Regions from separate parts of the Mus musculus genome. Here region 1 is linked to region 2. The links are chromatin loops, found by intact Hi-C in ENCODE. Cell type or tissue: left cerebral cortex. All regions are shown on one strand. Each heading gives the region's core, and the rest is flanking DNA. Links, peaks and the distances in the headings are about the cores only. Region 1 has its middle 230 kb from the start of Gm33797. Region 2 has its middle 170 kb from the start of Gm33797.

Region 1 (15,886 bases), core at 4,647-12,646, 54 kb after region 2:
TGAAGTTTTCATGAAAAGTAGAAAATATTATAATCAGTCTGGTAACCAGACCCTGAAAAACAATATCACAAACTATCTATCATCTAGTGCTAATGGCTCCAAATCTTCTTATTTGAGTCTAAAACCTGAAGTAGCTGCAAAAAATCAGGTAAGTAAAACCAGATTTGTGAAGGGCAATGATATGATGTAAGGGAGGAGATGTCAGAAGTGAGAGAAATGGAGAAAAACTTCAGTTATGGAAAGTGTTGTCAATAAAAACCTATACAGATACAATAGGGGTAATAACACTATTTTGTTTGAAAATCCCTGAAGAAAGTTAATTTTTATGTAAAATTAAATTTACAGACACATGCATGCACGCACCACGAATGCATGCAAACACATACCCATGTATGCATGATCCTGATTCTTTAATTCCTGACTCTTTTGCATAATCTTCCTAAGTGTTAGCAATAGAGACTTACTTTATTCCCTCAATTTACTTAAGCAGTCACTAACTTGTTGAAAGAGTTCAGGTTTCCTTTCAATATTCTCTTTTATTTCTGTATAGGAAACTGATTGCCATGTCAGCTTGGGAATCCCATTTTCTTCTTAGAGATAAAAATAGTAACATGAGACTGTTAATACTACAAATTAGTACTTCAGAATTTTTCACTGACTAATTCACAGCTGGTACTTTTATATCTCATCATTTTTTTTCTTTTTACATTTCTAATTTTCTATATACTATGAAGCCAAACCTTGTAAATGCTTATTACATAAGTATCTTTCTACTTTATTATTTTTTCCTTTGTACTTTATTACTGGTTATTGTTTTGTTTCTATTTGATGAAAGTGCAAAAATACAGTTTCTACCGAAATAAGACACCTTTATGCTTAAGAAGTTCTTTCATGTACTCCATTGTTTGATTAAAATTCACTTTTACTTAATATTATGATGTGAATGTGTAAACCAGCATTAGTCAAGTGGAAGTAGAAAGATCATAAATCTGAGTATAATCTGGAGTATGCCATATTCCGAGGCCAGCCTAATTTATACAACAAGTTCTCTCTCTCCCTCCTCCTTTATTTTCTTACTCTTTCTTTCAGTGATTTTATTGGTGAAATATTCATTTCATAGAATTTCATTCTTAGTAATTTGCATGTTCAAATGTAGAGGTGTTAAGTACACTTTCAAGATCAACCAGTCATTACTATTATTTATCTACAATTTTCCTTCATCAAAACTCCGTATATATTAAGCAACAACTTTTTATTCTTGTCTATCACAGACCTTGATGAGCACCTCAAACTGTTCTCCTTCTCTGTCTCCCTTTTCTCTTCCTTTCTCTTCTATATTCTCATTTTCTCTCCCCTTTTCTCAATCCATTCCTTTAACTTTCTTTCTCTTACTTCCCCTCTTCTTCCTGTCCATTCCTCTTCTACCTTCATTCTGTCTTTATGTCCTCTTGTTCCGTTATTCACCTTCCCTGTTCATAGATCCCTCTCCAGCTCCCTTTCCTTATCTCACTATGGTATGATATACTCACTTGTGAAATGATTTGCCCTCTGTTATCTGGCTTATTACCATGTGTGTATATGCATATATATATATATATATATATATATATATATATATATATATATATATAAAATTTGGCTCATAAAACACATAAGAATTCCATTCAATTTAAAGACGAATATTGATTGTATATGTATGTACCACTCTGGCTTACATTACACATTACCTTAATGAGAAACTATTGAGAGAGATACTATAAAAGAGAAAATATTTATTTGGACATACAGATAAGATTGCATTCTATTATTGCTTATTTCCTATAGTAAGACTGAATATCATAATGAATAGCAAGAGCCAGTATAGTTCTGCTTACCTCATAGAATCCAGGTATCACAAAATAGGAGGAAGGGACTGGAAATTCTAATATTCCTTTCAAAGGCATAGTCCAAGTACCAACCTTTTGCTTTAAGATCTTACCTCCTAAAATTTTCCTATATTTCCTATATTCCTATAGCAGAGCCTAGCACACGTGAACCTTGGGAGAACATTCCAGATTCAACTATACTATCAATATGCATGAATTCCCATTGAGCCACTGCTTTCACACTTTGTTTCATGGTTGACATTTTGACCTTGACTTTATTTCCATACTGTACTTCTCTAGTATATTTCCCCACCAATCTGAATTATCTCAGTTCTTTTTTTTTTTGTTTTTGTTTTGTTTTTGAGGCCAGTGTTTTTTGTTTTGCTACTGTATGGAATTTTCTTTATTAACAAGAGTGGGTGATGAGGATACAGCTACATTGGTGTAGAATTTGTCTGGGATATGTGATGCTTTACATTCAATCTCCAAATAAATAGAAATGTTAAAAGAACGAGAAAGAGAGAGAGAGAGAGAGAGGGAGAGAGAGAGAGAGAGAGAGAGAGAGAGAATGAGTTAGCTTATCTTGTAGCTCTTATAGATCCTACAAAGTTATTTCAGATGCAGGCTTCTATTGACACTCAAGAAAGATTGACTGTAGATACTCTGGATCAAAGGGCACAAGAACTTTTTTTACTGTTTCTTTTTTTTTTAATTAGGTATTTATTTCATTTACATTTCCAATGCTATCCCAAAAGTTCCCCACATGCTCCCCAACCCACTCCCCCACCCACCCATTCCCACTTCTTGGCCCTGGTGTTCCCCTGTACTGAGGCAGATAAAGTTTGCACTACCAATGGGCCTCTCTTTCCACTGATGGCCGACTAGGCCATCTTCTGATACATATGCAGCTGGAGACACTAGCTCTGGGGGGTATTGGGTAGTTCATATTGTTGTTCTACCTATAGCGTTGCAGATACCTTTAGCTCCTTGGTTACTTTATCTAGCTCCTTCATTGGGGGCCCTGTGATCCAACCAATAGCTGACTGTGAGCACCCACTTCTGTGTTTGCTAGGCCTTGGCATAGTCTCACAAGAGACAGCTATATCTGGGTCCTTTCAGCAAAATCTTGCTAGTGTATGCAATGGTGTCAGTGTTTGGAGGTTGATTATGGGATGGATCACCGGATATGGAAGTCTCTAGATGGTCCATCCTTTTGTTTCAGCTCCAAACTGTGTCTCTGTAACTCCTTCCATGGGTGTTTTGTTCCCAATTCTAAAAAGGGGCAAGTTTGGTCTTCATTCTTCTTGAGTTTCATGTGTTTAGCAAGTTGTATCTTATATCTTGGGTATTCAAAGTTTCTGGGCTAATATCCACTTATCAATGAGTACATATTGTGTGAGTTCTTTTGTGATTGGTTTACCTCATTCAGGATGATGCCCTCCAGGTCCATCCATTTGCCTAGGAATTTCATAAATTCATTCTTTTTTTATTATGTAATTTCCTCAATTACATTTCCAGTGCTATCCCAAAAGTCCCTGATATACTCCCCCCCACTTTCCTACCCACCCATTCCCATTTGTTTTGGCCCTGGCATTCCCCTGTACTGGGGCATATAAAGTTTGTGTGTCCAATGGGCTTCTCTTTCCAGTGATGGCCGACTAGGCCATCTTTTGATACATATGTAGCTAGAGTCAAGAGCTCCGGGGTACTGGTTAGTTCATAATGTTGTTTCACCTATAGAGTTGCAGATACCTTTAGCTCCTTGGGTACTTTCTCTAGCTCCTCCATTGGGAGCCCTGTGATCCATCCAATAGCTGACTGTGAGCATCCACTTCTGTGTTTGCTAGGCCCCGGCATAGTCTCACAGGAGACAGCTATATCTGGGTCCTTTCAGCAAAATCTTGCTAGTGTATGCAATGGTGTCAGCATTTGGAAGCTGATTATGGGGTGGATCCCTGGATATGGCAGTCTCTAGATGGTCCATCCTTTTGTCACAGCTCCAAACTTTGTCTCTGTAACTCCTTCCATGGGTGTTTTGTTCCCAATTCTAAGAAGGGGCACAGTGTCCACATTTTGGTCTTCATTCTTCTAGAGTTTCCTGTGTTTAGCAGATTGTATCTTATATCTTGGGTATCCTAAGTTTGGGGCTAATATCCACTTACCAGTGAGTACATATTGTGTGAGTTCCTTTGTGATTGGGTTACCTCACTCAGGATGATGCCCTCCAGGTCCATCCATTTGCCTAGAAATTTCATAAATTCATTCTTTTTAGTAGCTGAATAGTCCTCCATTGTGTAAATGTACCACATTTTCTGTATCCATCCCTCTGTTGAGGGGCATCTGGGTTCTTTGCAGCTCCTGGCTATTATAAATAAGGCTGCTATGAACATAGTGGAGCATGTGTCCTTCATACCGGTTGGAACATCTTCGTGATATATGCCCAGGAGAGGTATTGCTGGATCCTCTGGTAGTACTATGTCCAAAGATCTCAGAAGATGGAAAGATCTTCCATGCCCATGGATTGGCAGGATCAACATTGTAAAAATGACTACCTTGCCAAAATCAATCTACAGATTCAATGCAATCCCCATCAAAATTCCAATTCAATTCTTCAACGAATTAGAAAGAGCAATCTGCAAATTCATCTGGAATAACAAAAAAACTAGGATAGCAAAAACTCTTCTCAAGGATAAAATAACCTCTGGTGGAATCACCATCCCTGACCTAAAGCTTTACTACAGAGTAATTGTGATAAAACCTGCATGGTACTGGTTTAGTGACAGACAAGTAGACCAATGGAATAGAATTGAAGACCCAGAAATGAACCTACACACCTATGGTCACTTGATCTTCGACAAGGGAGCTAAAACCATCCAGTGGAAGAAAGACAGCATTTTCAACACTTGGTGCTGGCACAACTGGTTGTTATCATGTAGAAGAATGCGAATCGATCCATTCCTATCTCCTTGTACTAAGGTCAAATCTAAGTGGATCAAGGAACTTCACATAAAACCAGAGACACTGAAACTTATAGAGGAGAAAGTGGGGAAAAGCCTCGAAGATATGGGCATAGGGGAAAAATTCCTGAATAGAACAACAATGGCTTGTGCTGTAAGATCGAGAATTGACAAATGGGACCTCATGAAACTGCAAAGCTTCTGCAAGGCAAAAGATACTGTCAATAAGACAAAAAGACCACCAACAGATTGAGAAAGTATCTTTACCTATCCTAAACCAGATAGGGGACTAATATTCAATATATATAAAGAACTCAAGAAGTTGGACTCCAGAAAATCAAATAACCCCATTAAAAAATGGGGCTCAGAACTGAACAAAGAATTCTCACCTGAGGAATACTGAATGGCAGAGAAGCACCTGAAAAACTGTTCAGCATCCTTAATCATCAGGGAAATGCAAATCAAAACAACCCTGAGATTCCACCTCACACCAGTCAGAATGGCTAAGATGAAAAATTCAGGTGACAGCAGATGCTGGCGAGGATGTGTAGAAAGAGGAACACTCCTCCATTGTTGGTGGGATTGCAAGCTTGTACAACCATTCTAGAAATCAGTCTGGTGGTTCCTTAGAAAATTCATTCTTTTTAATAGCTAAGTAATACTCCATTGTGTAAGTTTACCACATTTTATACACTTCATTTTTTTCCTTTAATACTTTAAATTATATCGATTACTCTTAATGCTTAATACAAAGTAAAAATCAAGTAAATATTTGTTATATTGCATCAATAAAAAGAAACAAGAGGTGTATACTTAGTTCATAGTTGGGTGAATTTGTGGAAGTAGAACCCACAAGTACAGAAGGCATAATGTTGAACATAATACTTTTCCTGAGACATATATATGTTATCGACTAATGTGAGACATTTTTTTCCCATCTCTTCTCAGCTTCAATGCTTGATGAGAAAGCCTGGTTATAAAGCAATGTGAATTTTAACTAAAAACACTGGTTCTTCAGGTTATTTACAATTGTGATTTAAAATGATAAAGGGAATTCCTGAGAACTCTTTTGACCATTTAGAAAAAAAATGCAGTATTTTTGTAATCAAGCCTGCCTCCCCTCTCATTGATGTCAAATAAGGCCATTCTCTGCTACATATGTACATGGAGTCTCTCTCTATATATACTCTTTGGTTTGTGGTTTAACACCTGGGAGCTATTGGGTAATCTGGGTAGTTTGGTATTGTTTTTTTTTATGGGGTTACAATCCCCTTAGGGTCTTCAGTCTTTCCCTTAGTTCTTCTATTTGGGTCCCAGGGCTCAGTACAATGGTTGGCTGTAAGTATCTTCAGCATTTTCAATTCATTCAGGTGAAGAAATAAGGAGAGATCTTACTTCAGGCCCTGTCCTGTGGTAGACTTTCTTGCGAGTTGCAACATATACATCAGTCATCCCAGTAAGGGAACCCACATCAGACCAAGTAATGATTGGACCACTGTCCATCTTGGTGAACCAATAAATTTGTATTGGAGTTACTAAAAGGACTATTGGTAGAAGATACTTGCAGAATCAGGAATGACTCAAAAGCAGCCATTGCACTGGAAATACCTGGCCTAACATGAGTGACAATTCACAAAAGCTGCAACCCAGAGTTTGCCTACACAGTTGCAGGCAGCTCAATTGAAACCCTCTTCTCTACAGGTTGGTGAGCTAGAGTGACCTCCCTTGGATGCTGTTTCTCCTTATTTACTTTGCTGGAAAAGGGTCTTGAGACTCTTCCAATCATCTGTTCTCCCAGACTTCTGACCTTCTGTGTACTTTCTGAGTCTCAAGAACCTCCTCCTCCCTCCTGCAGAAAATGTCATATAACTGGCATTTAATCAGAAACAGAAAATATGTTAATTCAAAAAGCAATGATTCAAGGGTTGTGTTGAAATAAACTTAAATTGTTAAGCTGTTCTAGGAATAGTTTTCAGTAATTCATCATAATCATAAAAACCTTCAATCAGTAAAAACATGAAAGAATTTTATACAGAATTTCTGAAGGCTTTCTAAGCCAGGGTGATGGTTCATGTGGTGATGGTTCATATATAACTCCTCACAGCGTGGCTGCTGCTTCTTAGTTATTAGTAAAATATATATGCACTAACAATTACTGAAAAAAAGAAATGGTGAATTAGAAGGAGCGAGGGGAATAGCATATGGAAACTTCAAAAGAAGAAAATGAATGGAGAAATGTTATAATTGCCCTTTATTCTCAAAAATAAAATTAAAGATGTTTTAGTATTCTTCTAATATAAAGCTATTTTCTTAAATTAATTTCAAGCTTCAGCAATAATGCAGGCAGGGGAAATATTTTCTTTTCAAACAAACTAAAAGTGACAATTACTCAGTAGGGTATTTGCCACCTGGTGCAAATACTGAACCATGGTCCTTCTCTCTAATGTTATTCAGCAATAAGTAAGCATCATCTACTTGCAAAAGGTCAAGTGCACTATTAATTAAAATCTAATTTACTGCTTAAGAATTCTGTATAGCTAGTTGACTTCCAATAATTCTTGATTTACTAGGTCTAACATGTCTTTCGTTCTGGTTGTTATTATTATTATGGGCATGTTTATCATAACATCTGTAGAAAATGAAGTGCATGTAGAAATGAAAGCCCATAGATTTTTTTAAAGTCGTCATTCTAAGCATTAGATAAAATGAATTATTTTCAGCATCACGAATTCAGCACATTCAAAAATGGTTGAGTCTCAGTTGATGTTAAGAATGTCTTTCTAAAACTTGCTCCATTTTCATTCTTTCCAGATTTTGTCATCAAGTTTCTCAACAATATTGTTGTTGATTTATTTCTCAAAAACTATTTTCAATTGTTTAATCTTTAATTATTTGTGTATGTATATATCTTTCTGTGCATATGTGTGTGAGAGTGCAGCTACCTGTGTAGTCCAGAAAGTCTTCTTTTCCCTGGTTCTGCTGTTGCAGGCAGCTGGAAGCTGCCCAGTGTTGGTGGGTCCTCTCCAAGAACACTTTTTCTCAACTGCTGAAGTCATCTCTTCCATCTCTTCAGAATTGTTTTAAATCTTATTATAACCTCTTGTTTCACACTTGAGTACATTTATATAAAGAAACAAATTTATTTCTAGCAATTAATCTTCCTGCCTAACATTAGATTCCTAACATTCATGTATTACACAGACTCTGGAGCCTGTTAGGCTGTCCAAGAATTAGATGCAGACACCAACATCTTGTAACTGTCTTTAAAAGTAGAGCATATTCCAGGACACCCTCAAGTGTGAAACTGGAGATTGTAGTTATCACATTGACTATGTTTATATCACTTGGAACTGTAGACATGATTTGGGCTAGAGAGATGTCTTTGCTACTAAGTACATGAACATCTTTTCCAGTGCATCCAAGTTACATTCTCAACACCCACACAACCACCTATAGCTCGAGTTCCAGATGATCTATTTCTGCATACTGGCTTCTACATGCACTGCACAAACATTGTGCACTTTGCACTTGCAAACATGCAGGCAAGGTACTCCACTTCCATTGATAAAATTGAAAACATTAATAAAATATTTTGTAAAAGATCTCCAGAGGTAGTAGAAGACTGGCTGTGAAATTTGGAATTCAGGCTCCTGTCAGCAAGCACTTCTTGGCATCCACTATAGTGTCTGTATTTGGTGTCTGTAAATGGGATGGATCCCCAGGTGGGGCAGTCTCTGGATGGCCTTTCTTTCAGTCACTGCTCCACATTTTGTCTCTGTATTTCCTTTAGACAAGAACAATTCTGGGTTAAAAAATTGGAGACTAGTGGGTGGCCACATCCCCAACTGGGAGCCTTGCATAATTTCTGGATATGGTCTCCGCAGCTTCTCCCTCCCAAGCATCCCATCCAGGAGCATTCCTCTTCCGGAGAGGAACTTCTTGGAAGTTATTCTCCCATCGTTTTCCCTCTGATGATAGATTTCATTGCTAGGGGAGGGACAAGCTGAATACTTGCTACATTTGTCCATGGTTCCTTTTGCTGCTAGTGAATAATCAGAAGATACTGGAAATCAATCATGCACCATGACATCTTTGAATTTTATGTGTATCAGTAGTGAAATCTCATACTTAATGGTTAAATAAAGGATTAATTGAAAGCCACATGGCTATTCAGCAAGTGAGTCAAATATCAAATCTCAGAAGCTCATCTCCAGATGCCACACACTTCACTTCTTTCAGGTAAGAAGTCAACTTCCTACCTCAGAAATTAGCATTTAGTAAACTCTGCTTTCATGATTGGTCCTCTGTCTAGAGCACACACAGAGAAAGAAAGAATAAAAGGAAAGCATTTACTAGATAGCTTCTCATCAAGAAATGTATCTGGGCTGAAACCAGTAGTACATTCAAGTTAAAAATGGCTTATTTTTTATACTTCCTACACACAGCTGTCATATTCATACTCAATGCTAGCTGTATTAAACACGCAGTCTTTGGCAGAAAAATGCCTTGATTATATACATTGTACGTTTTATGAAGACACTTTTAAAATTGAAAACACTTGCAAACCAACTCTCCTCTCATGTCTAGATATCCTAGGCAGAAATTCCACAAAAATATGGAAATGTCTATTCCAAGAAATTTCAAGACCACAAATCCTCACACTATTTAACAGCAGAATAGTTTTCAAGGGCATAAGATACTTAGGCCAATATATCCAAGAAGTTATTTTAAATAATTTGTAATTTTTGCAAATTAGTGCTTTGTGCGAGTCTATTCTGAGTGATAACTTCCTTTATATTGATACTGCATCAGAAAATTATTCTTTTATTATTATTTATTTTTTAAAATATTTTTTATTACATATTTTCCTCAATTACATTTCCAATGCTATCCCAAAAGTCCCTCACACCCTCCCTCTTCTTTAAGCTTCCATATTTCTCATGGAGAACTAATGAGCACTCTAAAACATAAAAAAGATACTTTACTGGAGAACATGACGATGTTTTAGTCTACCCCAACCTCTTGAACTATGCCAGGATACATTTCATTTCCTTTAGCCACCAGGAGGAGCCTGGTAAAGCAAAAGACACATCCTTTTTTCTTTTGTGTGCCTCTGGCTTACCAGGTGACTGTGGGTCCTTCCCTTCATGGCTTTTATTTCTCTAAGAAGCTTACCTGAAATCCTGGGATCAGAACACATTAATGGGCTTCTCTCTATGCGTTCTTGTCCATTCCTTGATGATGCCTTTTTTTCATTCATTTTTAATTGGAAGTCTTTTGTTTTCTGTATCAAACCCATTGTATCAAACCCATTCTTAGATTTTTTTGTACCCATCTAAGTGAGTTATTCAATGGTGCCCAACTCTTTTTAATTCCTTAATAATTTTATTATTCAAACATACATGGTAATACCTTTCGTGTGTGTGTGTGTGTGTGTGTGTGTGTGTGTGTGTGTGTGTATGTGTGTGTGATGATATTAAAACACCCATGTCTAGGCATGGTATCCTTTCAGAGCTTAACTTCTACAAATTATATCATCTAGTAACATCAGGGATTCCTGATATGACATTCATACTAAGGCTGTGTTCTTGAAATTATAGGGGAATTTTCTTCAGAAATTGCTTCTACGGACAACAGCATTAGCATCCACCTAGGTGCTAGAGCTACACAGTCAAGCTTCATTTTTTTATGTTTATTATTACTCTACAACCACAGATTTTCACTCTTTTGTATGCTTTCAGAATTTCAATTCAGGCCTTCATTTTTACTTTGATTAATAAAAAAGTCACCCTGATTTGTATTCAAGACTTCATTATGTCATTTTCATCTAGTCAGTTTTCCAAATGATTAACAGACCAAACTTTTAAGATTATGAATCTGGATTCACTCAGTTTCTGTTCGTTGCCTAAGTTTGAAATGATTTTATTCAAGGATCCTGGTCAATCAGCTGCTGAAAACAAATTAACCGACTGCATAATTTTACTGAACATAAAATTTAGTTTAAAAGTAAGAATATGAGACTCAACAGTATTATATATCTACTTCATTTATATGACTTGAAATTTTTACTCAACATTTTTTAATATTAAACATAATTGAAGTATTGAAAATATTATGGTTCTACCAAATGATATAAAATTATAACTAACTAAATAGAAAACTGATAACCTAGTTTTGAACAGTTTTGGGTTTGTTATAAAATATTATGTATATAATTTTTTGAAAAAGATGTATATTGAGTTTACAGAAAATACAAAATGATAAATAGGAAGTAAAAACATTTTGTCTTTTTATTAACAGATGATTTTCTGTTTTGTTCTTGGTATTAGTTCATGACCTTCAGACAACTATATCCCATACAAAACTGTTTTAAATCTAGTTGAGCTTTTTATAAATTACCCAATTCTATTTTCTTTCTTCTAGTTAAAAAAATACAGATTATTCTGAATATTTGTTCTCTTTTTACAATTGCAGGTAACAGGCAGAAATATCTACTAATAGCTTCCATCTTCTTACAGCAAATAAAGCTATAACTACCGTTATGTATCACTGAAGGATTTTGTACACTAAAACTGCAACAACATTCAGAGGTTTGACTTTTAGGAAAATACACAATGTGTCCTTGTGCATTTGTTCTTTGATGCTCTGAAAGGTTGCCAAGAGTTTATTTTTTCAGGCAAATCACTACTCCATATGGGAAAGTAAGTGTATACTCCAATGTATCCCTGCCATGACTGATGGAAGAGATGGCATCTGTCGCCAACAAATCTTTGTAATGTTTTCATGTAGTGTCCATTCAACTGCTGAATGCACCACTGCACAGCTTGAAGCTCATAATGGCTGCCAAAAGTTTCACTGACTTGTTATAGCCTTTGTCTCCCAGAGATATTTCTCCTCTAGATTATTCAGTTCAGAAACTGGACTGTCTTTTTTTTTTTTTCTAGACAGATCAGAACTGCTCCCTCTGATGGCTTATATTTCCTCTTTCAGAGGGGGCTATATCTCAGAGAGACATCCTTATTAAAGATGGAATTATAGTTTCAGCCAAATATATTTTCAAGCTCAGATAAGTTGTAGATAAAAGCAGTCGAGTAAAAAGAGCATGACTCATCCATTAGATGCAAAATTTTATTAGCTGAAAATTTTCAGTTTCTGAATATTTGACAATTTGAGGTTTTCTTGCTTATAAATCAAACAGCTTTTAACACGTAGGACAGCTCAGTACCTAAAGGCGGTTTTTCAAACATTACAAACAAGATGGTAGTTTTCTCTCACAGAAGACTATCATCCCTCTGAGCCTACTTTCTACTTCCTGAGATATATAACTACAGCAGCGTTCAAGGTTTTGAGGATTAGGGATGAGATGCTGAGGTGTGCCTGAGACTTTTGTCACACATTTTAAAGAAAGCTCTATTTTGAATCACAAACATCCTGTCTCATACAGAAAAAGCTTTGACAGTTTCTTTGTGACAGTAGAACTTATTTCCTTAGAACATTATATCTAATTAATAGACAGAGACATATACTCTTTCGTAGGAGAAGGAAAGTTTGACTGAACAATGCCAGCGGGTTATAAAAGGTGTTCAGTCTTAATCTTGATAAGAGAAATGATTGAACCAGATCTTCATGTTTATTTCAATGTGAAAACTTTTGTTGAGTTCCATGGTAAAAATCTAATTCTATGAAGTCTCTTTTATCAGCCTCATTTATTAGAAAACAGCCATTTTCATAGATGATTGAGTGTATAAACTTATTTTTCAGTTTTTAATCCTACATATATGGGTGTTTTGCATCCATGTATGTCTGAGCTGGACATACACTTGGATGGTGCACATGGAGGACAGAGAAGAACATTGAACTTCCTGTACCTGGAATTACACAAGACTTTCCGTTGTCAAATGCAAGGAATTGAATGCCAGGCCTCTGGTAAGGCAACACAGTTTCTTGACTGCCAAGTCATCTTTTCAGACTTGGGACATTAACATACCTTGAAGCACCCTTTTTTTCTCCATGTTCCCCATTGCAGCTCAACTCTTTGGATTTTAATCCCAAGGCACTTTGTAAGAGGTGACAACATCAATATTGCTCTTTCAGTTCAATTTTCTCATAAACTATTTTAAATTTAAGATAAAACTGTTTTTTTGTTAGTTTGTTTGTTTTTAATTCTCAAACTTTTCATTTGAGCTGAGAGGTTGACCATTCACCTACCATACTCAAGGGTCTCAGTTTTCTAAAAAGCACTGAAAATAATTAACTTATTTAATTTATTAATCTTTTTTGTTTTATCTTATGGGTAGGGAAAATAATAAGACATATAATATATCTGAATGTATGTGTGAATAATACTATAAGTACTAATTGTTATATTCATGAATACACACACACAGACACATACACACACTATATATATATTATATATAAGATCAAGGAGACTCCTGAGGATGGATATTAAAAAGTTTAAACCAATAGATAGTATACATTCTTCTTTAATAATATTGCAAAGAAAGTAGGGAGAGCTGATGAGGTTTGACAAAAATGTCGCCCATAGGCTCACGCCTATGAAAACTCAGTGTTCCCTTGGTAGTACTATTTGGGGAGGTTTCTGAGATGTGATGTTAGTAAAGATAATGTGACACTTTGGCAAGGCTTTGAGAGTGTATAGTCTCACAGTTTTAGTTTGCTGCTTCTGCTAGTGTTTGCACAAGCAGGTGAGGATATGAGATTTCACATTTCTGCTCCTTCCAGCATGCCTGCCAGGTGCCATGTGTCCTTCTCATGATGGACTCTTACCCCCAGGAGCTATAAGCCTAAAGAATAGCTCTTTTAAGGTGTTTTGTTCATGATATATCCTACAAACATGAAGATAACTAATACTTTTACTGGATATTTATATGAATTTCTGTCTTTCCTACATACACTTTTTTGTTATAATAATCAATTAACCCACCTTCACATTTGCATATTCTCTTTATATACATAGGAGATTTAAAATGTGTAACTTAGTGGCAGTTTATTTCTACTCAAGAAGAGCAACAAAAAACTTTACTTTGGATCTGGACTGTCCAATAAACACACAAAAAATTACTGAACTAAATGTTTAAAAGCAATATTCATTGCTGATAGTTATGAAAAAGTTTCTTTAGATCTGTAGATCTGAGTGCCTGAAATGCAGTATCATATTTAATGTTTATAGATGTCTATTATCAGTCTTCGGAGATTTCATTTCAGTAAGTTTTAAAATGATAAGGATTTGGGAAATCAATAAGCTTAATATATATTCTCAGTTTCTTTCTTCATTTCCTTTGCTTAATACGTATGCAGAGAACAGATGTTATGTTTCCTTTTTTTTCATCTCACTATAAAATCCTGGTTAATTACTTATGTTGGAGAAATTCTTTCAAATAACAATTTGTAGATTTAAAATTTATAATTCAATTTATATATTTATTTAGATAGATAGATATTAGCATAGATATGTTTTTTTTTTCTTTAAAACAAGATAAATTTTGTTTCTCTCATCTTAACTCTAATCTCAGTATTATGGACAATACTGGCTTATCAAATGTTTTAAAGACAATTTAATTGAAATCCTATAAGACACTCTAACATACTGGACTGTGAAAAATTTTAGTGCCAACAAGTAGTGTTGAAGTGTTAATTTGAGTTTATTTTTATCACTCTAATTCACACACTCAATAATTTACACTTTCTTTAAAGCCAATGCAAGGTAAAGCATGCTAGGCCTTGACTCAATACAAGGGTGATAGCTACCTGGACGTAGAGCAAAGTCTTCCTCCAAGCTACCTGGACGTAGAGCAAAGTCTTCCTCCAAGGAAAAGCATATCAACTGGTTATCCAATACTAAGTGGTCAGCCCTATATCATATATATAATATATAGCCCTATATGCATTCATATATATGTGTATATATGAATAATATTGTAAGTATTGATCAAGTTATATTCATGAATACACACACAAACACACACACATAATAACAATTAATGAAAAAGATGGCATGAATTTGCTTTCTTCTCCCTCGTAAGTAACACTGAGACATCCTCACTTGGGTCCTCCAGTTTGTTGACCTTTATGAGTGATGTGGTCTGTATCTTGGAGATTTGACACTTTTTTTTTGGCAGGGGGAGTTAATATCCACTTATGAGTGAGTACATATCATGAATGTCCCTTTTGGTCTGAGTTATCTCACTCAGGATGATACTTTCTAGTTCCATCCATTTGCCTGCAAATCTCAGGATACCCTTGTTCTTAATAGCTGAGTAGTAGTATTCCATTGTGTAAATGAACCACATTTTCTGTATCTATTCTTCTGTTGTGGGACATCTGGGTTGTTTCTAGCTTCTGACTATCACAAACAATGCTGTTATGAACATAGTGGAACATGTGTCCCTGTGGCATGGTGGGTCATATTTTGGGTATATTCCCAAGAGTAGTAGAGCTGGGTCTTCACATAGATCTATTTTCAGTTTTCTGTTGAACCTCCAGATTGATTTCTAAAGTGGTTGTACCAATTTGCAATTCCACCAGCAATGGAGGAGTGTTCCTATTTCTCTACATCCTCTCCAACATGTTCTGTCAGCTGAGGTTTTTATCTTAGCCATTCTGATTGTTGTAAGATGGAATCTCAGGGTCATTTTGATTTGAATTTCTCTGATCACAAAGGACTTTGAATATTTCTTTGGGTGTTTCTCAGCCAGTTGAGATTCCTCTGTTGTGAATTCTTGATTTAATTTTATACCCCAATCTTTGGCTTGTTTGTTTTTTGGTGGTTAGCTTCTTTAGTTCTCTCTATATATTGGATATTAGCCCTCTATCGGATGTGAGGTTAGTGAAGATTTTTTCCCAATCTGTAGGTTGCAGATTTGTCTTATTGGCTATGTCTTTTGTGTTACAGAAACTTTGCAGTTTCATGAGGTTCCATTTATCAATTCTTGATCTTAGAATATTAGCCATTGGAGTTCTGTTTAGGAAATTTTCCTCTGTGTCAACGAGTTCAAGGTTCTCTCCCACTTTCTCTTATATTAGATTTAGTGCATCAGGTTT
Region 2 (15,886 bases), core at 3,483-11,482:
ATAAGAGAGACATTGGCATAAGGGTAATGGGGTATTGCTGTCACAGACCTGACTGTGTTGTTTTGGGATAGGGCTGTAGACTTTAGAACTTTTGACTAGAAAAGGTATTGGATATTGAGAGTTGAGTGAGCTGTATGATAGGACAAAGTACATGTTTTAATCCATGAAGTAAGTATGCAACTGGAAAAACAGAAATGAAACATTCTTGTTTCCACTCTAGTGCTATTTCAGGGGGAAGGGGAGTGAAGCTATTAGCCCATTGTCATAGTGAGTTATGAGGAATAGGTGATGATATCCACATAAGAACATACAGAACGGAGTCTGACACACTGTCAATGCTAAATGTTACACTTTGTTTACAGTGCTCAGATTACGTACCTGGGAATTTAAAGGGAGGCTCAATGTTAGAATCAAGGACTTATCTTCATAATAAATGAATATTGTGTCTCATTTTATTGTTGTACTAAAATAAAACAAATGAAAAAACACATAACAAAGGAAGAATGAGGGAGAAGAGGAAAGTGAGAGAGAAAGGAAGAAGGGAGCACAAGGGTAGAGTTATTCCCTTTATTGTAACATTGAGATTATAGACAAGTGGCTTAAAAACATTACAGTCTGAGTTTCTCACCTGGCCATCAATAGATTTGATTTACTTTGGCCACAAAGCTCTCTTCTCCCATTGTGTACCCTTTGTTTCAGCTTTAATGCACTCCTAAATGCTAATGAAAGCACAGTATAGACTGTTTATTCTTAATTTGTTCAATCTGGTTGATTAAACACATGACTAAATGGGTATTAACAATTGAAGTGATAGTTATTATAATAGAAAGTTACATTATTATTATATTATTATTATTATTATTATTATTATTATTATTATTATTATTATTATTTGCACAGCACATAAGAAACAAATACTGAAGAATGACAGTTCCCAAAGGATATACAAAAGTTGATCCATGGGAAGGAAACTGTAGTAAGGAGTTTATATATTATTTACACCATTATAACACTAGGTAATGATCAGTTATTCCACGTTTCAAAAATATAGACTAGAAGGTTTTGGTTGTTTTTACCTCAAAGGGATTATAGGTGTATGGATATGTGAGTGTGTGTGTATGAGATTATATATTAATATATGTATTAATATTATATACAAATATTATATAATATATTAATATCTGAAATATGATATACATTATATTAAAGCATTGCACTGAGCTATAAAGTACCTCACATATATGAAGAATGTTGTTCATAAATATCATGTAAAAAATCTAAAACAAAGAAAATAAACTGACTACATCTATGGGAGCTCAGACTATAGGACAGAGCAGTTGACTGAACTTGTCAGGAGAAACTACAGTATCTTACAGTATCCTTCACAGAATTTTTCCGTGACCAGATCATGCTATATATTAAATAATCAATTTTAAAATAGTTGGGAATGTAAGCAGATCATGTAAAACCATGGAATGTTTATTAAATAATTTTTATATTCTGACTGGATGAGGGATAATATTGACCTTGATAAATGTGGTAATTAAATTTATTTTAGAAAGATCACCTGGTAAGCATCCAGTGAGTGGTACAAGAATGAATAAGATAGAAGAATTGGAGATCTATAGAAGTCAGAAACAATGGTGACTGGACTGAGGCAGGTGGGCAAGAAGTTCTTTAATGCTTATTTTGCACTCTGATATCTATAAAACAGAAGCCATGGAATTTTGATGATGACACATTTGTCCTGCATACACAGAAGAATTCCTGCAACACATGAAGTTTGAGTTTATGAATTAGAAAGTTGGAAAATATTATAAACAAAAATGTACCAACAAAACAGGAAATGTGATTGACTGGTGAAAGATCATTTCTCCACCAGAGAAATGAGCCAATATAAGCCAGATTTGAGCAGACAATGGCAGGTTGACTGAGGAGCAGTTCTCAAGGCGGTTCTCTGGTTCCAAAGAAAGAGGCCAGGGGAATTGTCATGGGAAGGAAGACAGATGGGAGAGGGGAGAGAAAGCACACATAAAGAGGAAGAAGAGAGGAGGAGAGAAAAGAGAAGGAAGGAGAGACCACACTATGTAGATTATATAGGAAAGAGTCTCTGGGGGAGGGGAAGCCTAGCCCCTAAGCTGGAAAGTTCAGGATAGAGGAGAAGGGATGCCAGGTACAGACTGAGGGATGCTTGGAGAACCTGGCTGCCAGGTCTCTTTGATATGTCAGATATGCACTTCAACCAGTTGTCTTAGGTCTGAAACCCAGCAACGGGGAATGGGAATAGTATAAGCGCAATTAATGCTTTATTCTGTGCAAAGAAAGCACGTAGTTGATACTGTTAATAACAGAAATAATCACTGAAAAAATAAAACAGGAAAATAAGTAGAATTAGTGTGTAAGAAGATACTGCAGTTTTGTATATATTGCCTTTAAGAGAATTGAAGTGCTCAGGCATATTCCATGTGTATGTAAGTATGTACTTGTGTGTGCACACACATATCTATGTGTGGATTTCAGAGGTTATTGCTAAGTTTTCCTCAGGAAATGTACACTGTGGTTTTGACACAGTTTCTCTCTGAGACACAGTTTTTATTATTCTTTCAGTACCATACTCTGAAAAAAAAATCACTCTAGAAAAGACTATGTCAGTTTGTAGAGATGCTTATAAAAGCCTTGAAATTTGAATTTGAATATATCTGAAACATACTGACAAAAGAGGAGAGGCAATACCACCACAGGAGAAAGTTGTTAGAAAGTTACAAGAAGAGTTAATGCCACATATTCACAGGTTGGCAGTTTTGATAGGGAAAAAGTTTTTTTTTTTTTTTCCAGAACATATGATGAAAATCAATAAAATTTGGAAAACGGGCTATTCCCTAACTGGAAAACATATAAGATCTGGAGTTAAAAATGAAAATTGTGGAATTGAAAAGGTAGGTTTGGATTTAAGGATTTATTTCTGGCTACTATGAAGGTACTGAACGAATAAACAGGCACTATTACCAGTCACTTTTGGGTGACCAGGAAAGCAGCAGGTGGCTAAAAAAATCTAAAAAGAGGGTTTGGGTGCACTTCATTTCTTTGGTTCTAGGACCACAGAAGGTACGGATCCTTTAAGCGTTTGGTAGCTGGCTATTTTCATTTCTCTCTCTCTCTCTCTCTCTCTCTCTCTCTCTCTCTCTCTCTCTCTCTCTCTCTCTCTCTCTCATATAATATATAAATGGAACCTAATTTTTATGATGTAAATTAGTTGATTCATGAGAATTGCCAAGTATTAATGTCCCCTCAAACCTCAATGTTAAGTCAATAATTCATAGCCATATGTGAGACTTACATTCATTCATACAATCAACACATATATAACAGCAGCTGCTAGGAAAACACTAAATCTTAACTGGTTTGCTTATTTAGTCTTTTCCACTTTTCAGTGTGCAAGTTACATTTTATTCACGACTTAAATTCTTAGTTTGACTTACTGATTGCTTATAAATCAGTAATTTTCAGTCTTTCTAAATATGTCAACACATAGCCTCATTATGTTCCTTTGACCAACCATGCTACTCATATTAGTCTTCACAAAAACCATTTCGAAGGCAGAAAACTTAATATACTAGGTCTCTGGTTGCAGAATCCTAAGGTGATCTCCAGTTATTCTCTAACTGCTTGGATCAGCTCATTGGAGTAATCTCTTTGAGTGAAGATGGCTCAGGACTTCCTTGTAATTGATAAAGGTTGAAAAGACAATGTGTTTTAGCTCCCCTTGGATAAATATTCTACTTACTTCCTATTGCCTCAAAAGAGCTTACACATTTACAAAAAAAAATTCACCTCCCTGATCATTGTGGCTGCTGCTTAGGTCCTCATATTTCTAAGATTGGGGTTCATTTTTCTCTGCTAAGACACTGTGACTTATTTTATGTGTTTGTCCTTTGTCATAGGCCGATCTGTCTTAAGACATCTGGGATACATGATTCCCCTTATTGTGCTTCCAATCAGATCTTTCTCACATCCTGTTTTATTCTTAATCAGAAAATATTTTCTTCTCTTACAATCCACTTTACTTAGATCACATGCACACATATAACCCTAAACGTCACCATTTCAAGGCCAACTGTGTTATGTAAAACTAATAATCACAAAAGTGACCTCAGCATATTTTAACCATAGATGTGAAGAGTGTGAAAATTGTGGAGCTAGGTTTAGAATTCTAGATCAAAGTTTAAATTTATAGATTATGGAACAATTACACTTAAGATCTGAAGAAAAATAAACAGGCTGTATGATGGAAAGCCCCTCACGACTGGGACTGTAGAGCACTCTCCAGGAACTAGGTGCAGTCTTTAGGGCATAAGTTAGGGGGAGTTGAACCCTCTGTCATGCATGCAGAAACACAAAAGGTGTCTGCTTACAAGCATAGATGACTGTTACAAGTGTGTATAGCCTGTCTCATACCCAAATTTCAACCTTGAGAAACCTTAAGCCAAGGACCCAGCAAACTGCACCTAGACTCATGATCCTCAGAAATGGCATAATTTGTTTAAAATCACCAAAGTAGGATAATTTTTTTCCTCAGGACTGGAGTAGCATGTGAGTTTTGTGTATATCCATCAGATGTGGGCAAACTTGGAATTGAAATCATAAGTCTGCAGCTTGACAGATCTGATGAAGGTATTTTCTCGATTAGTTTAAAACACCCAGAATTTATTTCTTACAAATTTCATCTTTCATTAAAAGCCAGGAAATGTTCACTGGGGGAGGTGGGTGCTGACTTTGTGCCTGGGAGAACTGCATGTTTCTAGAATTTTCATTCATTCATTTCCTTCAGGAGAACATTACTCAGTTGAATTAGCTTAGCATCTGCAATAACCTGAGAGAGACCCCAGGGCAACAGAATCCACAAAATCTGTGGCAATGAAGACATAAAACAGCTTGTTTCTTCCAAAGATTGGGTAATTCAATCACCATCTTCCAGAAGGCCACCAGCAGGAGAATGATAGAAATGACATATTTGCTGTTTGTGGAAGAAAAAAAAATGTAATTGGAAGGAAATAAGACAAGATGTTCACAGATAAAGGAGGAAATATCTTCTGGCTGAAAACACCGTGAGCTAGTTTACTCATATGCCAACAATAAATCTCTGTTTTCCTCATCACCCACGAAGATGGGCTACAATGAAATTTGAACCATTTTTGCATTCAGCAGAATGGTAGGTATTTACTTATTTATTGATAATGTCTAGAGATGGATCTATAAAGAATAAAGGTTAGTCACTTTAGCAGAACAAGCAGAACTGTTTATCATTTCACAAACCTAATAACTGATCTCCTAAGAACAGAGCTGAGTACTTGGGCTGCAATTATAACTCCACCCCATACATTCTGCCATTTAGCAGCAACTTCGATTTTGTGATTAGCAAGCAAACTGCCTAGCCTGTGCTTATTGGACTATACATTCTTGATGGGGCTTCAGTGCTTTGGTCTGTAAAATCTTTTACAGGCTGTATTCATCACAATTTCTTACCCAAAGTATGTTTTGACATCATGGAAGAATCAGTGTGAGGAACAAGATAAGGGTATTGTCTAATGCGATGTTTACACTCGAGTTGTTAAATCACGGCGGTTCTCGGTTAGGAAGATGAACAGCTCAGTTAACATGTTCCTGTGGACATGTTTGGACTTGTTCTGTTTCCCAGTGCCTATTAAAAATAGAGCATATTTGTGAAAACCTAAAGTTAAAATAGTTTTGTATAGTTTGTAAAAGGTAGGGATTACAACAGGCTGATTATAGTTGTACGTTTGGCAGAGAAAAGTGTGCATGTAAAAAAAAGGAATATTAAAAAATAACATGACGTGTTACTAAAGGAACAGAAAACCTTGCATGGGAGTTGACCTATATTATATGTAATGTCCACTTGAATGACATTTTGGAGTTTGCCAAGCAAGATTCTGTATACTAACTGTGATGGGACTTTCTGCTCCATAAAACCCTTTAAGGCAAGCCAGTGTGCAACTTGAAAGTTGATATTGTTCGGTTCTTTTCACTTAATATATATTTAAAAATAATATTCAAAAGAAACTTCATGACCTAATGTCTGTATCTTTTCAGGAGTAAAAATTTGACTGACCTCACTTCAGCGAGAGGGAAGGCACGTTGCTGAGTAATGCAGTTTAAAAAATTACACATGTAACAATCAGTTTTCAAGACTACAGCTTCTATGACAAATAAATATATATTTCTTCCTAGTTCTAAAGGTTTAAACTCTGAAATAATTGTGTCCTTGTGGTTATTTTTCATGATATGCTCTATTGCTTAACGGTTGCTAGCTTCCCTCTTCACCATGTCTCTCAATGTGTCTCTGTGTCCAAGTTTTGTTCTACAAATAAGCCACTCGTCTTGTATCAGGACTTGCTGTAATGAGCATACTTGATCATCTATGAAAACACTCTTTTTCCAAAGAATGTTGCATTTAGAGTTCCGGAGTTTTAATTTTTTTAGCACTTGAAGCTTGGAAGCAAATATTTAGCTCATAACAAAATACTCTATTATCTTTCACATAACTCAACTAAAATTAAAAAATTTCATAAGTATATCATATATATTCAGAGTTAAATGGTAAATAATCACAAAAATATAATTGGAACCTATTGCTTCCTAGTCTGTCAATAATATTTTTATTTTTTTAGATCCCTATTGTATGTCATACATGTGTACATAGAGAATATTCTTTATAGGAAGAATTAAAATATACAAATGTGTATAAAAAGATGAGAAGTCATTAACTAAATTACAAAATATTAATGATTTTAATGCATGATTTCTTATTTTTAAACTACAATTTGCATCCAGTTGTTTACAGCTTCTAATGCGTATGTGACATACAGGAAGACAGGTAAGATTCAGACTTCCAGATCTTCCCATGTTGAAACTAGGATTCCAAGTGTTAATTTTAAAGATCCTTTTCTGCAAATCCAAATGTTGATAATACTGCAAAACCAGTTTATGATAATAATTACTCTAGCTCTAGTTTGGCCATTTTAAGGGAACAGAAAGTGAACACAATAATAATAATGGAATCTACATGATACAAAGTATCATGATGTAATTGATACTTAAGGAAAAGTATCAAAATTATTAGAAGTTTATATAAATAAGTTAACAGAGAAGAAGAAAGTTCTTATTCTGTTGACATAGCATTTTTAAACACCTTTTCAGACATTCACTTTGTGTGTTCTTGTTAAGTTTGGGATTTTCACTGCTACTATAGTTGCCTTTCTGCACACATTATTTCAGTCAGTGGAATCTCTTTTTCTTTGTTACTATGACTTTACACTTGAGCTTCCTTGATTCTATATGTTTTCATCAAGGTCCTTAGCATCCATGTTAGGGAATTCATGGCATCCATGGAAATCATTTCTACAAGTTTACAGTATTTATATGCTCATCTAAATTTGTCTCACTAGATTTGCTTTGATCTGAAGTGTGATGTCTACAAAACACTGGCTTCTGGCCTCATGCCTTATTTTTCTCCTCTGAGATAAGGACTTGTCTCCAGCTGAGCTAAGCTATATGGTGGGAAGGTTTTTATAGTTCTTCAATCCTGGCAAAAACAGAACAGCTTCAGAGTTAAATCTAAACTGTGAAGTCTCTTCCTATGCACAGATGTCATAGATTTAATTATATCTCCTTTGATAACAAAGCAAATGTCTCCTCTAACCATTACCTTGTAGAGTTTTGTTGTCTCAGTACAGGAGGCTTATAATCAAAACATCTGTGACATGCTAGTCCTTTGTATTTTTAATGAATTCGTTTAGGTAAAGCAGACTACAACTGATTGGCACGTGAACGTTAACCAGCCTTATCCCTTTACTTGAGTTTCATGAGTGACCAGCCATTCTTTCTTAAAGCTTTTAGAGACATGGACTTCTAAACAACTTATTGTGTAGACTAAATTCTTATCCTTGAATTTTACAGATTTGGGTCCAAATATTTCCAAGAAATGTCAAAAGCTTTTTATTACTTGGTAGACCTAAGAACTTCCTTTCTGTCTGAGTAAATGTCTTTTGTACACAAGTGTAAACACATTTTCATGGCTCTTCCCATTTTCTATCTCAGTAAAAAAAAAAAATTAAACTGTTTAATTTAGTGAACTGACTTGTTTAATGCTATTAGTTTCAGGTGCAAAAAGACTGCTTACATTTGTTCACTACGTGGGTTTGCATATGGTAATTTATGTTAATAAGTGCTCTTTTGCAACTAGGAATTGAGAAACACAAAATAATTCTGTGCAGAGTGACATTTTTTTTCTTTTTAATCCTAATTCTAGTCACTCCACAGGACCCTAGAGTAGGAGAAACAGATTTTTCTTTGAAGATTCATGTTGAAACTAAATAGACCAGCGGGAGAAGAATATGAGACTTCTGCCAGTGGCATTGAACATTTCAGACTACCTTCAACATGAAAAACCTCATTCTAGAGACTGTGTGTATTAGTCAGATTTCTATCATAGAGGCAAAACACTTGAGCAAAAACTAAAAGGAGGAAATCACAGCTGTTTCATGGTTCCAGAGATTTTAGTTCATGCTTAGCCGGCCACACTGTCATTGGTTTGCCACATAGTGAAACAAATTAGTTTAGCTCATGGCTGAAAGAGGTAAGTACAGAAACATAACAAACAAAATAACAAACAAACAACAACAACAAAAATAAATAAAATCAGGGCTAATGACAAGATACAAGTCCACAATTCATGTCCCTGTAGACCCAGTTCTTTGAAGTACAGTGTGCCTTTAAATATTTTCAAGAATCTAAATTACGAACCTAAAAATGGATAAACTTATTGATGGACCCAGACTCTTCAATACAGACATATACTCATGAAACCATGGGTACAATCAAAAGCTAATTAATTCAACTATCCTGAAGGTCTGGTTCAGACACTGCAATTAATGCCTGCCTGCTTACCAACCAGAGAAAATGTCTGTTTGCTTATTTGCCACACGTTTTTGATCAGCTTGTTTCAAAGTCATTTTTTCCTTAATTGTCCATTCAAATATTTTATTTATCCTGTTTTTTTCTTTCTAATCACTTTAAAATTACTCTCTATTATTCCAGATATAAGACGTTGGTCAGGTACGGAGTTTAACATATTATTTATTAAGTCACGCTTATTAGTCTTTTTTAACAACTTTATTGATCATGTCTGACTAAAGAAAATTCATTTTGAAACATCCGATTAGTTAAGCCTATGCTCAGTCTATTCACCTGAACCTACAGATGCCTAACAGGCAGGTGTGGCCATGTTAGGATATAAAATACCATGTATGAGTTCCTTAGTGACCTTAATGGTATCAGATATAATATAATCAGATATAATGTTCATGCCCTTGGAGTTAAAATAACAGTCTTGATTTACTGTTTTAGTAACTATGGAAAATAGCCATTTCAATGTGGCTTTCCTATTATGCTATGTTTTTCTTTACTGATCAATAATATGTTTGAGGTTTTTATTTCAACATTACAATTACTTCTGAGATTATTTTATAATTATTTTTCTCCATCATCTATCGTTCCTCCATATATACATACCACTCTCTTTCCATTAATTTTTATTGCAGACATTTATGTATAAACATATATATCCCAAAATATAGCTTGTTCTTGACTTCACTCTGCATCAAAGAAACTTCTCTTTTAAACAGATGGCAACCACTACAGAAAAATCAAAACAAATCAAGATGCAGAGCTGTGAAGTCCAGCCTCAACAAATACTTCTACAAAACAGTTCCATACCCATTGCTTCATGGACATTTTGGAAGAGATTTTAAAGTATGGAGGATCAGAAAGTTTGTTGTAAAACTGTGTCTCCCAGTAATATCAAAAGCTAGACTTTTTTTTATTAGATATTTTCTTTATATACATTTCAAATTTCAAATGCTATCCTGAAAGTTCCCTATACCCTCTCCCCTCCCTGCTCCCGTACCCACCTACTCCCACTTCTTGGCTTTGGCTTCCCCCTGTACTGGGGCATATAAAGTTTGCAATACCAAGGGGCCTCTCTTCCCAGTGATGGCTGACTAGACTATCTTCTGCTACATATGCAGTTAGAGACATGAGCTCTGGAGGTACTGGTTAGTTCATATTGTTGTTCCACCTATAGGGTTGTAGATCCCTTCAGCTCTGGTGCTTTCTCTAGCTTCTGCATTGCGGGCCCTGTGTTCCATCTTATAGATGACTGTGAGCATCTACTTCTGTATTTGCCAGGCACTGGCATAGCCTCATATGAGACAGCTATACCAGGGTCCCTTCATCAAAATCTTTCTGGCATATGCAATAGTGTCTGGGTTTGGTGGCTGATTATGGGACAGATCCCTGAGTGGGGTAGTCTCTGGATAGTCCATCCTTTTGTCTTAGCTCCAAACTTTGTCTTTGTAACTCCTTTCATGAGTATTTTGTTCCCTATTCTAAGGAGGAATGAAGTATCCACCCATTGGTCTTCCCTCTTTATTTTCTTGTGTTTTGCAAATTGTATCTTGGGTGTTCTATGTTTCTGGGTTAATATCCACTTATCAGTGAGTGCATATCTAATGACTTATTTTGTGATTGGGTTACCTCACTAAGGATGATATCCTCCAGATACGTCCATTTGTCCAAGAATTTTATAAATTCATTGTTTTTTAATAGCTGAGTAGTACTCCATTGTGAAAATGTACCACATTTTCTATATCCATTCTTCTGTTGAGGGACATCTGGGTTCTTTCCAGCTTCTGGCTAGAAACTAGAATTTCAAAGTCTCACCAATATGTCAATTACTAATTAAAGAGTCACACTGATTCATATTTTAACTATAACTAATTTTATTATCTGGTGTCCATCTTCATTTTTTAACACTAATATGGTGTCTGATAATGTTTTCAGTCACTACACATCACTGTAAATACTTCTTTCCATAGTATTTGTAACACCTATGCAGTCCCTTTTGCAATACATTCAAACCAAAAAAAAAACAAAGAGAAAGGAATAGACCACATCACGCACTTGACAAGGTTCAGCTGTTTCAAAATTGCACCACCTTCAACTAATGGCTTCTAGATACAACATTTAGATTGATTTGGAAAATTAGCATAGGTAATCATTGGTAATAAGTACTATGTTAATGAATTTCATCTCCATGTTGATTTTGGTTTTTATAGTGTTTTCCCCCAACAGGTGATGGAGTTTTGTCTATGACAAATATTTATCGGCAAAATTACCTGTAGATCAAGATTTTTAAATTTTGTTTCGTTTTTAGTATCCTTTTTGCTTTACTGTTCATTGCAGGAATTAATGTCCTCTCTTCCCTGACTCCAGACCCAATCAACTCATGCATGAAAATGAGGTCAGCTCTATATATGGTTACCATTTTTATTTGCTTTGGGTCATCAATGAATCATGCTGTACTCAGGGAAGCCGAGCCTTCTCTCATCTAAGCATGTATAATGATCTTAATGAAGGTTCTGTGAATATCCTATGAACTCTTCTCTTAGTCGCTATATACCCACAATATTTGTTAACTCAGGTTGCTTTGTTTTACTCCACTCAGCATTGTAGATAATTTATTGATTGAACTCAGATTAGCTGAAAATTTAAAATGTCTATCCCAGATCATTTGCATAGAAATAACAGTGAATAACTGCTCACACAGATTTCTTCCTTGAAATGGGAGACATTTATTGATTTAAAATCATGAGAGTTGAAATTATAAATTTTTAGAACAAATCGGCATTTTTCCATTGTGTAAATGAACCACGTTTTCCATATCCATTCTTCTGCATGGGGTATCCAGGTTGTTTCAAGCTTCTGGCTATCACAAACAAGGCTGCTATGAACATAGTGGAACACGTGCCCCTGTGTCATGGTAGGGCATCTTTTGGGTATATTCCCAAGAGTGGTATAGCTGAGTCTTCAGATAGATCTATTTCCAATTTTCCGAGGAACCTCCAGATTGATTTCCAGAGTAGTTGCACTAGTTTACAATCCCACCAGCAATGGAGGAGTGTTCCTCTTTCTCCACATCCTCTCCAACATGTGTTTTCACCTGAGGTTTTGATCTTATTCATTCTGATTTTGGGTCATTTTGATTTGCATTTCTCTGTTCACTAAGTACTTTGAACATTTCTTTATGTGCTCCTCAGCCATTCGAGAGTCTTCAGTTGTGAATTATTAGTTTAATTAATTATTTTTTCCTCTTCTGTTCCTTGTCAGTTTGATTATTGTTTTGCTCTTAGTTCTTATCTGCCAATTCCTAGACACTTTGCAGAAGGCTTCAGCCAGAGAAGCTTATCTGACTCTTCAGTTTTGAACGTAGTCTGGGCTTTACATAAAAATGATTTCTGATGGAGTTATTAAAGAGCTAGGAAACAATGTGTTATAAGCTCTGTCTTTTGAGGTTACTGAGGTGGGAAGAATAATGATGAATACTGAAACTGAGATCTTGTCCATGCTAAGGCAGTTTTCTAACACTGAGGTGCATAGCCCAATCAGAAAGGAGTATTGCTTGTATTATTTTGTGGAAAGTTAAGTGGAGCATAAATGGGAACTCAAAAAAAAAAAAACCACCCTCAAAATCAAAAACAAAACAAAACAAAACAAAACCCCAACTAATCTAGAAAGCAAGCTATACAATTATAAAAATGACTGTAAAAGAGGATGGAAAGTTTGCAAATGAAGAAATTCAAAGGGTTACTAAATACTAAAAAAAATGTTCAACATCTTTAATTATCAGGACAGTATAGATTTAAACTGTTTTAAGATTCCACACACATTGTTGTTGGGAGTGTAAACTAGTCCAGACACATCAGAACAAAAGTTTCTAAAAATTGACAAAAATTGGTCTAATATATGATACTTTGCTATATGATCTGATATACTACTCCTAGACATATTATTAAAAGACTATATCTTATTGTAGAGACTTTTTTTACATCTAATTCACAGAGGTTCAATTCACAATTCAGGAAATGATATCAACATGGATGTCCATCAATAATAGGATAATGAAAGTGTAGCAGAGATGCAATGTAGAGGAAAAAAAACAATTTATGAAGATTTGTATTGTTCCTAATGTAACAATGCAAAGCTGTGTTACCTTTCAAATTGCTAAGAATAAGAGACTATGAGTTCTCATTAGGTCAATTATATAAATCCTAACCTGGCAAGGTTGACTGTACAGAACAAAGAGATATAGAACGAAAGCTAGAGCCAGAGGATTGGAAGAAAGGCTAAGTAATGCTGTCTTTTGGACACAAGATGGCTATCATATCACCTGTATAACATCTATACAACATTAAGTGACCTAAAATTCTCTGCTTGGCATTGTGGCTGGGGTAAAGCTTAGGAGACCTCAACTCTACATAACTATGGTGTTTCTGGGGAAGAGCACACCAAACGTTTGATCACCCAATATCAAATATTCAGGAAGAAGAATGCACATACAAGTGATATACAGACTGATCAGGTTATATTTAAGCATTTAGGGATATGTATGCTTATATGCACACATATATGTACTTAACACTATAAAAGAAGTTATGAGTTTGAAAGAGAGCAAGGAGGAATATATGGAAGGGTTTGGAGGGAGGAAAGTGAAGGAGGGAATGATGTAATTATGATGCAGAAAAAAAGGAAATAAAGGTACTTCCCACTTGGATTGGAGAGAGTCTTCTAAGTCTCCATTCCCACCTAAGGAGCTATAGTACATTGATGGCTTTTGGAGAGTGGAGAGTGAGTTTTCTGTGAGGATGTGGATACTGGTAAGTTCTCCATATTCCAATGAATGAATCCATATCCATGTACACTTGGGTAGCACTAACTGGACTCAGTGGATTAAAAATAAATAATCTATGCATACTTGTGTGGTTAAGTGTGATCTCTTAGTCTTTTTCTCTAGTCATCTCTGTCATTCTATTTCAGACTGTATGGACTCTTCCTCTAAATAGTATCAAAAAATAAACTCTTTCTTTTGAAGGAACGCTCTTTGAGAGATAATGAGAATTAGATAAGACACAGAAGGTAGAATCTTAATGACTGATATAGACTTTGTAAATGAAGGTAGAGAGATCAGATGTACGTATGTGTAGGAAGAATAGCAGGCCTCACTGACAAAGTGGTGGCCACCTCTGCATAAAGGTAGGGGGCTGTGTAGCTGCAGAGGCAACTCCCACATGAGGAAATAATTGAAGACTGTCTGAGAGCTTAAAGATTGGTGACACAGATAATATCAGCCAACCAGGAACTGCCACTTGGAAGACATGCTTACTCTGAATGAATGGAATGAGTGGAGGGTATAAAGGGCAACCCCTGATTAATAAATGAGCTTGCTACAGCATTTTCTCCTGCCCCCAAACTCTGAATGGTTGACTCCATGCCACCTCATCTGCAATACCAAAGGGCGAGTACCATCCAGTGTCGGGTGGTCTGGGATAGAGCATCACATATGGACACTCCTTATCTCTTATGTTGTAGTCTCTATGATTTTGGGACTCTACCAAGGTAAATCATCACCAGATGTAGCCAAATGACCCTAGGTAGCCATTTTATTAAACTTTTTAGTCTGTAGAATATGTATCGGGAACATAGATAAATACCTATAGATTTTATATCTTATATAGAAAATATAACTCTAGTATTTAATTTTGTTATTATTCTAGTGTGAGAGCAAAAAAAAGATGAATTAAAGAAAGAAAGAAAGAAAGAAAGAAAGAAAGAAAGAAAGAAAGAAAGAATTTGTAGATTTCATAACACTTGTTCTTCCAGAGATTTTACTATCGACCTTTTCCTATGAGACACTAGTGGAGACTTGGGAGGAGATCTGAGTGATCTGCTCATAAGAGTGGGGACAACTTACAGTTGTTTTGTTTCTGTTCCCTTGGCCATATATTTCAATTACATGTTGTGACTTCATACTGCTACTTTCTGGATCTCACATCCTAAAGTTTATGTGTAGACATGTGGTTCTATTCCACATGAGCAAGAAATAACAATAAATTATTCCTGTCAAAACAGAATTCAAACAATAATTAAACATAGCTATTGTGTAGATTTATTTTGGGGCATCTCTGGAGTCTCTGTCCCTAACTAGCAGGGTTAAGTTGTAGTGGTCCAAATTGGTGACTTTTGATGAATGTCACATATATGATTGCTTTCCTTTGTTGATTTTTTTACAACTCTACAATTGTTTTCTTTGATAAACTTATAAAACTATTTGCATTGAATCTTTTCTATGCGAGGAAATATGTGAGTTTATCTTTCTGTGTTCTTAGAATTTTTTTTAAGATAAAATCACCTTTGGCTAGTGGTTTTGCTCTGCAAGTAATTTTCTGTATGCTTCTTATAATCTTGAATGTTTCCTTTGTCTTCTTTTGTTCAATTGGTTTTTACAATAAAATCTTGCCAAATATCTATGGTTTTAGAAGTTTATTTTCAATATATGGCTCCATTGTTCAATAGAGAGTATGTGTTCACCAAGATATTGAAAATCAATCTGGTAGAAGAAAACCACATGGTTCCTTGTATAAAGACATCAAAGCAACCTACCTAGCTTTTTTCTTATCTATAATGAGGATTGCCCTTTCTACAAGAAGCAGCATAACAGGAAAAAAAAAGAGAGAGAAAAAGATGCAAGGGGGAATTCACAGAAGGAAATGTTCAACTCCACACTAACCCTCCTGATGTGTGATGTGCATTTTGCATTCACATATGATAAGGCAATGACACCTATATTATTTCTTCAGCATGCTGCCAAATCCCACAGCATGTAGTTGGAAAAAAATTATAGCTTTACTTTAGCATCTGAGAATAATTTTGAGCATCGTGCTAGTGTTAGGATAGCCTCTGCATTTACAAATGT

What was found. Hi-C counts contacts between places; a loop is a spot of excess contacts. Peaks named below come from ENCODE experiments on the same cell type or tissue, not always from the same donor. Only the 100,000 strongest peaks of a DNase experiment are listed, where the experiment ranks them.
Region 1: it touches region 2 in a loop (6-fold over the local background); 2 of 42 quality-filtered maps call a loop at or near these places.

The regions. Positions count from the first base shown.
Region 1 is chr16:62,121,716-62,137,601 of GRCm38, reverse strand. No RefSeq gene overlaps it. Among named protein-coding and RNA genes, the nearest start is that of Gm33797, 230 kb to the left of the region's middle. In left cerebral cortex, for the core only: no CTCF peak of the experiment used is centred there; DNase peaks (open chromatin) are centred at 8,196, 8,645 and 9,274.
Region 2 is chr16:62,174,868-62,190,753 of GRCm38, reverse strand. No RefSeq gene overlaps it. Among named protein-coding and RNA genes, the nearest start is that of Gm33797, 170 kb to the left of the region's middle. In left cerebral cortex, for the core only: no CTCF peak of the experiment used is centred there; DNase peaks (open chromatin) are centred at 7,543 and 8,399.